2 separate regions of the Homo sapiens genome follow, and region 1 is linked to region 2. Evidence: chromatin contacts called from ENCODE Hi-C or POLR2A ChIA-PET data. All regions are on one chromosome and are shown on one strand. The core of a region is the stretch at or near the end of the contact, and the rest is flanking DNA. Distances in the headings are between cores, read along the strand shown.

Region 1 (4,658 bases), core at 1,945-4,444, 33 kb after region 2:
AAGCCGAATTGTTCCAAAGACATGGACTTAACCCACGTTTATCTTTGTTAATCCTTTAAGAACACTATCTAAACAATAGTAAAAGAGCATGTGGGAAGGACTGTAAGGGCAAAGAAAATGTGAGAGTAGGAAGGCAATTTCAGAAGGTATAAGGCAAATGAAGGAAGCCACATTTTAAGCTGGCAATTAAGAAAGCCCAGAAGCAAACACATTTACATTGCATAAATCTAAGAGATCCAGGGATTAGTGCTTCCAGGTGTGTCTAAAAAGGGGTAAAGATGGGACTATAAACAGGAGTGATTGTTCCTATATTTGAAAAGCATTTAGATATACATACTTTATCACACTTCCTGGATCCTGGTTACTTTTTTTCTCCCCAACCCTAGAATGTGGTTTGTTTTCTATAGAAGTAAAGCACAGTCTTGTACCTGGGGGACATAAGACACAGTTGAATAATATACAGATATCAGAGAGCTAGCTGAAGATTTAACAATGGTGGGACTTTTCACTTTTCTTTCTCTTGGACTATTAGCTATTAACCCAGACCAAGCCTTCAAGAAGATTTTAAGAGGCTTCCTGGGAATCTGAGCAACTCAACAGAAAAGAGCTAAAGTTTTTGACAATGGAGGATCCCCACAAAATGACCCAGTCAGATTATAATTTCAATCAGATTTCCTCATCTGAACCATGGTCTCCAGAAAATGAGTTTGGTGACCATTTTCTAAATTTCCCCATGGCGCGTTAGTGTATTATCAGTAATAATATTATTAGTGTATTGCTCATACAGTATATTCTAGTTTCATAGAAGAGAAATTAATTCATTATGTAGATAGACTCCTGAGGGAATTAGGAATTAATTTTCATAGAACATCTAGTTGAGAAGGCAGAGCAAGACCATGGTCAGACCAAACACCACACAACTTCCGTTCTGTTTTTTGGTGCCCTGATTTTAAACAGCAATCACCAGGAATCACCAGTCCTGAGAAATGCATTCAATATGAAATGAAGACAAAACCAACTGGTAAAAACTTAGTAACTTAGAGAAAACTGAAACTATGACTCCTTTCAGGGCAAAGAAAACATTTAAAAAATGAAGTTATTATCACCAGAGAAAATTTGTTTAAATGCTGTATTCATGAAACAGTGGTAGGTTGTTCTTAAAAGAAACTTTTAGAGAATTAAATAAAGCTTTGGAAATTAAAAACAAGATGGCAGAAATAAAAAACTTAAAAAAAGATTAATAAGAAGAAGCAGCTAAGTAATTAGAACAAAAAGTCAAAGTAGAAAATAGGAGGTGAGGATTAGAAAAGTACAGGAGGAATAGAGATTTCTCAACATCTGAATAACAGGAGCTTCAGAAAGAGAGACTGGAAAAACAGAGGCAAGGAAATCATCCGAGGAATAAATCAAGAGGTATTTTCAGAACTGAATAATAAGAATTTTCACAGGGCCCACCATGCACCCAGAAAAACAGATGAAAATACAGCCATAGGCTTTCCACAATATACATCATCTGAGATTTCAGGATTGATGGCAGAGAAGATAGGATAAGCTTCCATGCAGAAAAAAGTGGACTTCCAAAATTGGTACAAAAATCAAAATGTCATTGCTTCCTCATCAATAACATTGGAAGTTAAAATAAAGTGAAAAATGTATTTGACATTTTCAGAAGTTGATTTTCACCCTTGAATTTGATATTCAGGCAAATTATCAATTAAGTATGAGTATAGAGTAAAGACACTATCAGAAATCTAATTTCTGAACAATGTTACTCGTCACATCTCAGGAAGCTATCAGAGTATGGCCCTAAACCAAAATACCAGAATTGAAAATTTAAGAGTAGAAATATTAACATATTTTGAGGCTATAAAAGAAGCTATAAAAATAATATATTAAGAGTTAAAACTGAGTATCTCTGAGAACTAAAAATAATTGTTTTCAACGTTCTTTATTGAACTGTTCTACAATTTCAATTATATGCAAGTATAATTTTAATAAAAATAAAACTAATTTTACAAGTGGGTACGATAATGTAATTAAGATACCTTGCACATATTACTATATCTATAACTTCTACATTTTACCCAATTGTCCAAGTATTAATTAGGTGGAACCTTGAACAAGTCATTGTCCTTGCTAGGTTTGAGTTTACTAACTCAAGAAAAAAGTATTGACCTACATTACAATCCTTTTAAAAACCCCAGGAATTTATTAATCTACTTAATATTTACTAAGACTTCAGTGGAAAGTTATATGGATACTGTCTTTAAATATTGTTAAATTTTTACCCCCGATTTTAACTCTTTATCATAAGACTGATAATTTGGCAAGCAAATATAGCAAGCAGAATCTAAAATATATTTTCAACTTGTTATTTGATCAAGTGGAGTATTGAGAAAAATGTAACTTTCACATCTTCTCGCAATCTATAAAAGGTCAACATTACTACCTTTTCTTTCTCTTAGTAGTAGGAAGTACCCCAACTTTGTAGAAAGGGTATGGCCAAGGCTATCAACACAAAAGCATTCTCTCAAAATTTAGAAACTGAATACCATTTAAGAAGCTTGGCAATTTCACATCCATAAATCTGTTTCACAGTGCCTGGTCCACAGTGGACTTTCAGTGAATGCTAGTTTATAGAATCATAAAACCATGGCATGTAGTTTGGAGACATTTAGAAAGAAAGAAACTTCCGGAGAGCCATGGCTTCCATACTCTACTACCCAACTGAAAAAATGCTATTCCTAAAAAAGCATGTGCCTCTGCTTTAGTGTCCTTTGCCTATGGCCCCTCCCTCTCCCTCCCAGCCCTTCACTTCTCTGAACTGGTTCTTTGTCCTTGCAAGCAAATCAAAGGGAAATTGAAATTGATCTCAGGGATGATGGCTGGCTAGAGTTAGAAACAGGAGATCCTGTGAGTTCGGATAGTTTCTATGACCCCTCCTTCCCATCCACCGCGCCCCCCACCCCGCACACCCCACACCCAATTCAATTAATTTCAAGTTGAAACAGATTTATTTATACTTATATTTTCCAGAATATTCTTCTGAAATTTTCTTGATTTAGGCTAATTTCTAAGTGCTTTCCTCCTTTTTATTTTAAAAGAAACTTGAGACCCTGGTCTCTATTAAAAAGGAAGAAAGCATCATTGATGTCCATCTTCCCTCCAGCTACCCTGAATTTGAGCAGACTGCATGACTCATCTTTCCTAGAAATACAACAATGAGATCATCATGTCTGTTTCCTTCCTACTCTGAGTACAGTTGAATTGGTTTCCTCTGTGTTCAGAGATAATTTTTTTTTCTGAAAAGCCCTTTGCTTGTTAATACACAAGAGTTTAATTATATATTTAGAACACAGCATGGAAGAAAATGAGCAGTGATTAATACATTCTGTTTTTTCTTCAGGCAGCTCAATCTCTACTTCCAAAACTAAAATTGTATAAATCATAGAAGGAGATACATCTGCATTTTATTTTAACACCTCCTGTGATAAAGAACTCACCACTTCCACAGGAAGTTAATTCTGCTTTTAACAATTTCTTTAGATAATTTTTGCTTGCAGGGACCTAAAATCTGATGGCTTCTGACTTCAGCTTTTTTAGCTCTATCCCTGAAATTTACAGCCAAGGAGAATATTTCTGGCCCTTTTCCAGGTGATATATCTTCAGATATTTGCAGACAATTATCATATCACATGATCTGACCTACATGAAGTGTAAATTTCTTAGAACATGGTCTGCTTCACTTTAGATATTTAGTTGTACTGCCAGATTAACAATCTTGCCTGAATTAACAAACAAATTCAAATAACTGATCTACATTTCTGTAAATGACTATTTCATCAAATTGAAAATTTACTACTGCAGTAAAGCCAAATATCTGGACAAATAAGTTTTGCCTGAATTGCATGGAGAGTTTGGGATTGTTGTTATATAAACAGTATCTAGACCATATATGTTACAAAACTATAAGCAATTCTATATTTTTATTGTTTTTACCTTTCTTCATAAAAAGTATTGTCTAAATCAAGTTATTGCATCAATCCATATACAATTCAAATATGAAATTCTCATTCATTGATTTTTATATTATTTGTACACAAACAGAATGTAACAAAATGTATGATACTTATTTCTGTATTTCCAAGATATTAGTATTCAAATATCGTTCTACCAGTACATTCTCAGATTCTCTTTGAAATTGAAGTTGAATAGAATGCCAGATTTATCTCAGGTGCAAAAATATGGTTGTCAAATAAACAAACAAAAAGAACTAACACAAAACAGAGAATTAAGAAAATATCTCAGTAGCCCAAATAGCATTCCAGTTATAGACATCCATACATGAGAAAGCATAAAATGAAATGGAGTTATTAGATATTCAATCTGGAAAGAACTTTATTATTTCTCATAAAAGCTTAGGGGCAACATTAAGTACATTTTCAAAAAAATCTTGAGAGCACAGACTCATAATTTTGAAGCTCAAATAAGACTTCAGAGGTATATAAAGAGCACTGGACTAAGAGTCAAGATACCTTGGCTCAAGGTACAACTTTGCTATTTATTAGCTGGTCCTTGACATGACCAGGTTAGCAAGGTAGAAAGATTACAAAGGTTGGCATGAAGAAGGTAGGCTTGTATGAGTGATGGTGGATGAT
Region 2 (4,728 bases), core at 1,219-3,718:
GTGTTCCCTAAATGATGACAGAGGGATGGGCTTGTTTCAGCCAGCCAGCTTCTAAGAAGTTTCCAGTGAGATCGAACTGCTCCTTCCCCTACATTTTCAGGGCATTCTATTTAGTATGCACCTTTCCCCCTTCCTCCACCCCACCACATTCTCATCACAGTTCTGTGTGTCAGAATGATGTTTATCCCTAAGGCTATTTATGGGCATGACTGGATTTTATCTTAGCTTCCTTGAAGTGGCCCAGTCAAGTGAAATGAGTCTGCATTTTAAACAAAATAATGTGCTTCTTTCTAAAACAAGATTTTTTAATCTATAAAATATAGCTCATAAAACCCTTTTCACACATAATCTATGCTAAGTAATATCTTTTTCTTTATTGTCTATTTCATTCCTCCCTCCTGGTGGGCACACCATGAGAGAGTTCCTTGAACGGGTGTGTCAACTGTTTCCCAGTGGCAATAGGGCCGTTCTGCCTGTTACTGCAAAAAATGAGGTAGAGTTCCCATATCTTGGAGGATATATCTCTTCATGGGAAGAGAAAAATCCTAGCTCTGCATTCCAGCTCATGGGCTGTGTGCACCAGCTATTTTGGGGAAGGGGAAAGCCAGTCTCACAACACTTTCCCCAGAGAAAAGATGCCAATCTCAACATTAACCATTAGGAAACATCATTAAAGCAGATGAGAAATGGGCTGCGGACATTTTTATGAGCCCAAAATACTCTACTTGGAGGTTTTATGGAGACCACAGGAAGCCAGAGAGACAATGACATCCATACCCTTTTTTTAGAGTCTGCTGAGCTGAGGAACAATCTCTGTGCTCCATAGAGTGTGTTTTTGCAAGTGTAAATTACCATTGGGGGCCATGTCAAAGTAAGCCTTTTTCAGAGACTTGTGCACCTGTTGGAGATAGAATGCTCTAGGCCAAGTAGTTGTGGGCTTACTGTCCATATCCATCCAGAGTTGCAAAGAAAATACTTCCTTTTGATTCCAGGACAGTCTTGGAATTAGTCTTTAGAGAAGGCTATTCTGCTTAAATCTGCATGGTTGCAACATTGCACCAGTAATCTCTATATATTGGTTTTCTTATTTTTTCATATGACAAAATGAAGCTCAGAAAAGTTGAGAAACTTGCACACACACACAACTAGTAAGTAAAGGAATCAGAATTTGACTCTGCATGTTCTTCCTTATGGCACCACCTCCTTATCCAAGCCCAAAATGTAGATTTAAGGCAGGGACAGGAAAGAGGGTGTGCATACAGAAGTGGCCCCAAATGAGGTCTCTTGGGTCTTTATTTAGGGCAAGCTCAGCAGAGATATTTTTTTCTCTGTACATCAGGAATTGTGTTTTTAAGGCATTAAACCACACAGTGAAAATAGGAGAGAGGTGAGCAAAGTCCTGGCAGGTTGCTCTCTGCCTTCAGTAATGCAGTTGTGTGTTTTCCCGGGAGCCCTAGAAGAGGGATGGGGAAGATGGTCCAGAATAGTCCTGAATTGTAGAGCTTTCCTATTTATACTGACATCTCGTGGTAGTGCTGTGTGACTGCAATCTGCATTGTCTTGGGAGCCAAGCATTCAACTTTACCAATATTCATTTTACTCATTCGTGAATTAATTGAACCAGAAGTTGTTACTAAGCACTTGGTATTTGCCAGGCACTGTGCTAGACACTAGAGAATACTATGACATGCTCACAGAAAGATCCTGGGAAAGACCAAATTGGAAACTCTTAAAGGAGCTCAATGCTTATCAAAGCGTTAAGAACAACAACTAGTGAATGTAGGTGGCAGAGTTGGCCAGGTACTTAGTAATGGTGGTACTATGTCCTCTGCATTTATCATCCCATTGAATCTTCATAATGATCCTCACTGGTGAGTATTCTCATTCAGATTTCAGATGGAAGGAAACTAAAACTATAAGAGGTTATTTAAAACACCCTAGTTTAAAAACCTCCTAAGCAGTGAAGTTAGGATTTGAACTCTGATTTTTGAGATCTCACAGCCAGAACTATACTTCTCTGTGAACAAACAGCAAGAAGAGATTAATTCCAATGGTCAAGTGTCATTTGAAAAGGGCTTAAGTTTATTTGCACGAGATTTAGCCCATGACAATCATGGGTATCAGACTTCCCAGATGTCTACTAGTTAAATGAAACTAGGTCTGTTCAATTTAATTTAATTTAGCAACCAAAACCCTACTGCTAACATCTTTGTGCATATGTTTCAGTTGGTCTTCTTCTATAAACTCGTAAATACATGAATATATAAACAAAAAAGGGAATCATACTGTATATGCTGTTTGTAACTTTCTTATTTTGTCTAATTTATTAGCTTCCTATTGCTAAACACCAACTTATCACAAATTTAGCTGAAAACAACTCCCATTTATCTCATAGTTCTGCAGGTCAGATTTCCAGGCAGGCTCGATTGGATTCTCTGCTTAGGATCTCACAAGGACAAAGTCAAGATAATGTGCCCAGCTGGGCTCTTATCTGGAGGCCCTGGGGAAGAATCTGCTTCCAAGCTCATTCTGGTCTTGGGCAGACTTGAGTTTTTTGTCACTGCAAAACTGAGGACCTTTTTTATTCTTGCTGGGTGCTGGCCACGGACCAATTTTGCTCCTAGAGGCTCCTCTCAGGTCCTTGACAATGACCCTCTATCTCAGCAATGGACAGCCGCCTCCAGGTCAAATCTCTCCCCACTTCTAATCTCTCGAAACTTCTCTTCTACTATTATCTGGGAAAATTCCTATTTTCAAAGGGCTCTTACCATTAGGTTAGGTCTACCAAGATGACCTCCCCTATCTTAAGATCAACTGATAAGTAACCATAATGACATCTGCAAAATCCCTTTTGCTGTGTAATGTAGTATATCCTGGGAATGCCACTGGGGCAAAAGTCAAGGGGCATTTTAGAATTCTGGCTACCACGTTTAACAAACATGTTTTCAAAATGTATTTATTGACAGCGTACTTTGTGCTTGAGTCTAGGCTCTAGAGCTATGATAGTGAACAGAATACATAAAAACTGCATTCATGTAGCTGACATCTAGTGTCCTGGAAGGAGATTTTCTATATTGAGGAATATGCCTATATAACTTTTCATTTTTATAGATATGTAATTCCACTGTATAAATATACCATAATTTAAATAAGTACTTCCAGCTATTGAATAATTTAGATTCTTTTCAATTTTTGCATTTGTAAACAACATGGCAATAGAATTCTTTTGCACTATTTGCAGATAGATGCCTGGAAATGGAATTTATGGGTCAAAGTGTATTATTTTGACACATGATATTAAACTGTTTCCTGGAAAGTCTTGACAATCCAGCATTCCTGCCACCATTTTTTTTTGTCTTTGCAAATATTTTCAGTGAGATTGAATTTTTTACCTCTATATTATGTACATATATAAGTATATAGTATATTTATAATCCTTTTTATGCCTTTCCTAGTCACATTTTTTGATGATTTTTTTTCACTAGGATTTGTTTTACTTTTTTGTATCATTTTACTACAGTTATTTAAAGTATTAACTTTGCTGTTACGTATTACTACAGATTTTATGCCAGTTCATTGTCTTTCAATTACATTTATGGCATCTTTTGATATAACATTTTTGTAATCCAATTTATTCATATTTTCTTTTAATAGTTGGTAAATAACTGGATTCATAGTTGGTAAAGCTTTTTCATTCCTTTATATAAGAATGCAGATGTATATTTATATACACATGTATATTTTAAAATTTTATTTTAGTATAGGAATATTTAACTTGGTAATAAATTAGGGACTACACATTATTTTTCAGAAGTGTAACCAGATGTTCTGACATTACTTCATGAATAAACCAAACGTCTCAACATGCCCTCAATGTTTATAAATACTTTTTTCTCTTTCTTAACTTTCTATATATTTTCACTGCTTGGGTTCCCTTGCATGATCCCACAGGAGTTTTATTGTTACAACTTTAGGATGTTTTAATATGATAATCCCAGTCTTTTTTCATTACTCTTCTTAAAAATATCCTGGTCAATCTCACACTTTATCCTTCCAAATATGCCATAAAAATAATTTTAATTCAAATCCAGACTTGTTAGTGTTCAATCTGAACATGAGAACAATATGGAAAGGCAATATCAGCTTTGGAAGCCTATGAATTAACTTCATATGTCCCTAAGTCCTTCTCCTAGCCCGTCCATGCTCCAGTTCATGATTACCTGAGAGTCTCTGTGATACCTCACTCTCTCCTTTGCTTCCTAATCGACCTACTCCAATCACTCACCTACACAAGCTTAATGACACCCACCGTTCTTAAATATGTCAATTGTCTTCTTCCAGACCACTACTGGCTTACTCCTGAGTGTCATCTTCTTTTTGTGTCATCTGTTTAGTGACCTGCATATCAGCTTGCTGGCTTCAGGCATGTCCAAGTCATTCTCCACAGGCACGGTCACAATGGCTGTCTAAAGGCTCACTGGTCATGCCTCTGCCATGCATTTGACCTCTTTCCAACTGTCCTTATCACTGATGACAGGAAGTAGAAGCTCTTTAATCTAAACACTCTTCACATTTTGGTCCTTACCTATCTTTCCAAATTCACGTCCCTTCAGACTCTGTTTTACAGTTTAATTCCATCTGCCTATACCTCTGTTCCCATACAGGCTATTTCGCAACTCACCTTCACATATTTCTAGATGGTTTCCCTTCACTGATACATTCTTCCTC

The links. A loop is a pair of places that touch in the nucleus more often than their neighbours do. ChIA-PET counts read pairs that join two places held with the same protein, here RNA polymerase II (POLR2A). Pooled maps may share reads with other maps.
Region 1: a loop to region 2 is called in a pooled map, with 2.2 times the contacts of the local background. The contact joins two enhancer-like sites. A Hi-C loop is called at or near these places in 1 of 168 maps with a recorded cell type or tissue (endothelial cell of umbilical vein) and 3 of 50 pooled maps. POLR2A ChIA-PET finds 5 or more read pairs at or near these places in 1 of 52 experiments (Caco-2).

Annotation. Positions count from the first base shown.
Region 1 is chr2:12,962,402-12,967,059 of GRCh38, forward strand. It overlaps LOC100506474 (a long non-coding RNA gene), which reads right to left. Exons shown (of 6, transcript NR_038434.1): 6 at 4,381-4,658. Among named protein-coding and RNA genes, the nearest start is that of MIR3125, 230 kb to the left of the region's middle. Within about 2 kb of position 3,195, at least 3 of the 41 ENCODE cell types and tissues checked have a DNase peak (open chromatin) inside an H3K27ac peak, as active enhancers do.
Region 2 is chr2:12,929,888-12,934,615 of GRCh38, forward strand. No RefSeq gene overlaps it. Among named protein-coding and RNA genes, the nearest start is that of MIR3125, 190 kb to the left of the region's middle. Within about 2 kb of position 2,469, at least 2 of the 41 ENCODE cell types and tissues checked have a DNase peak (open chromatin) inside an H3K27ac peak, as active enhancers do.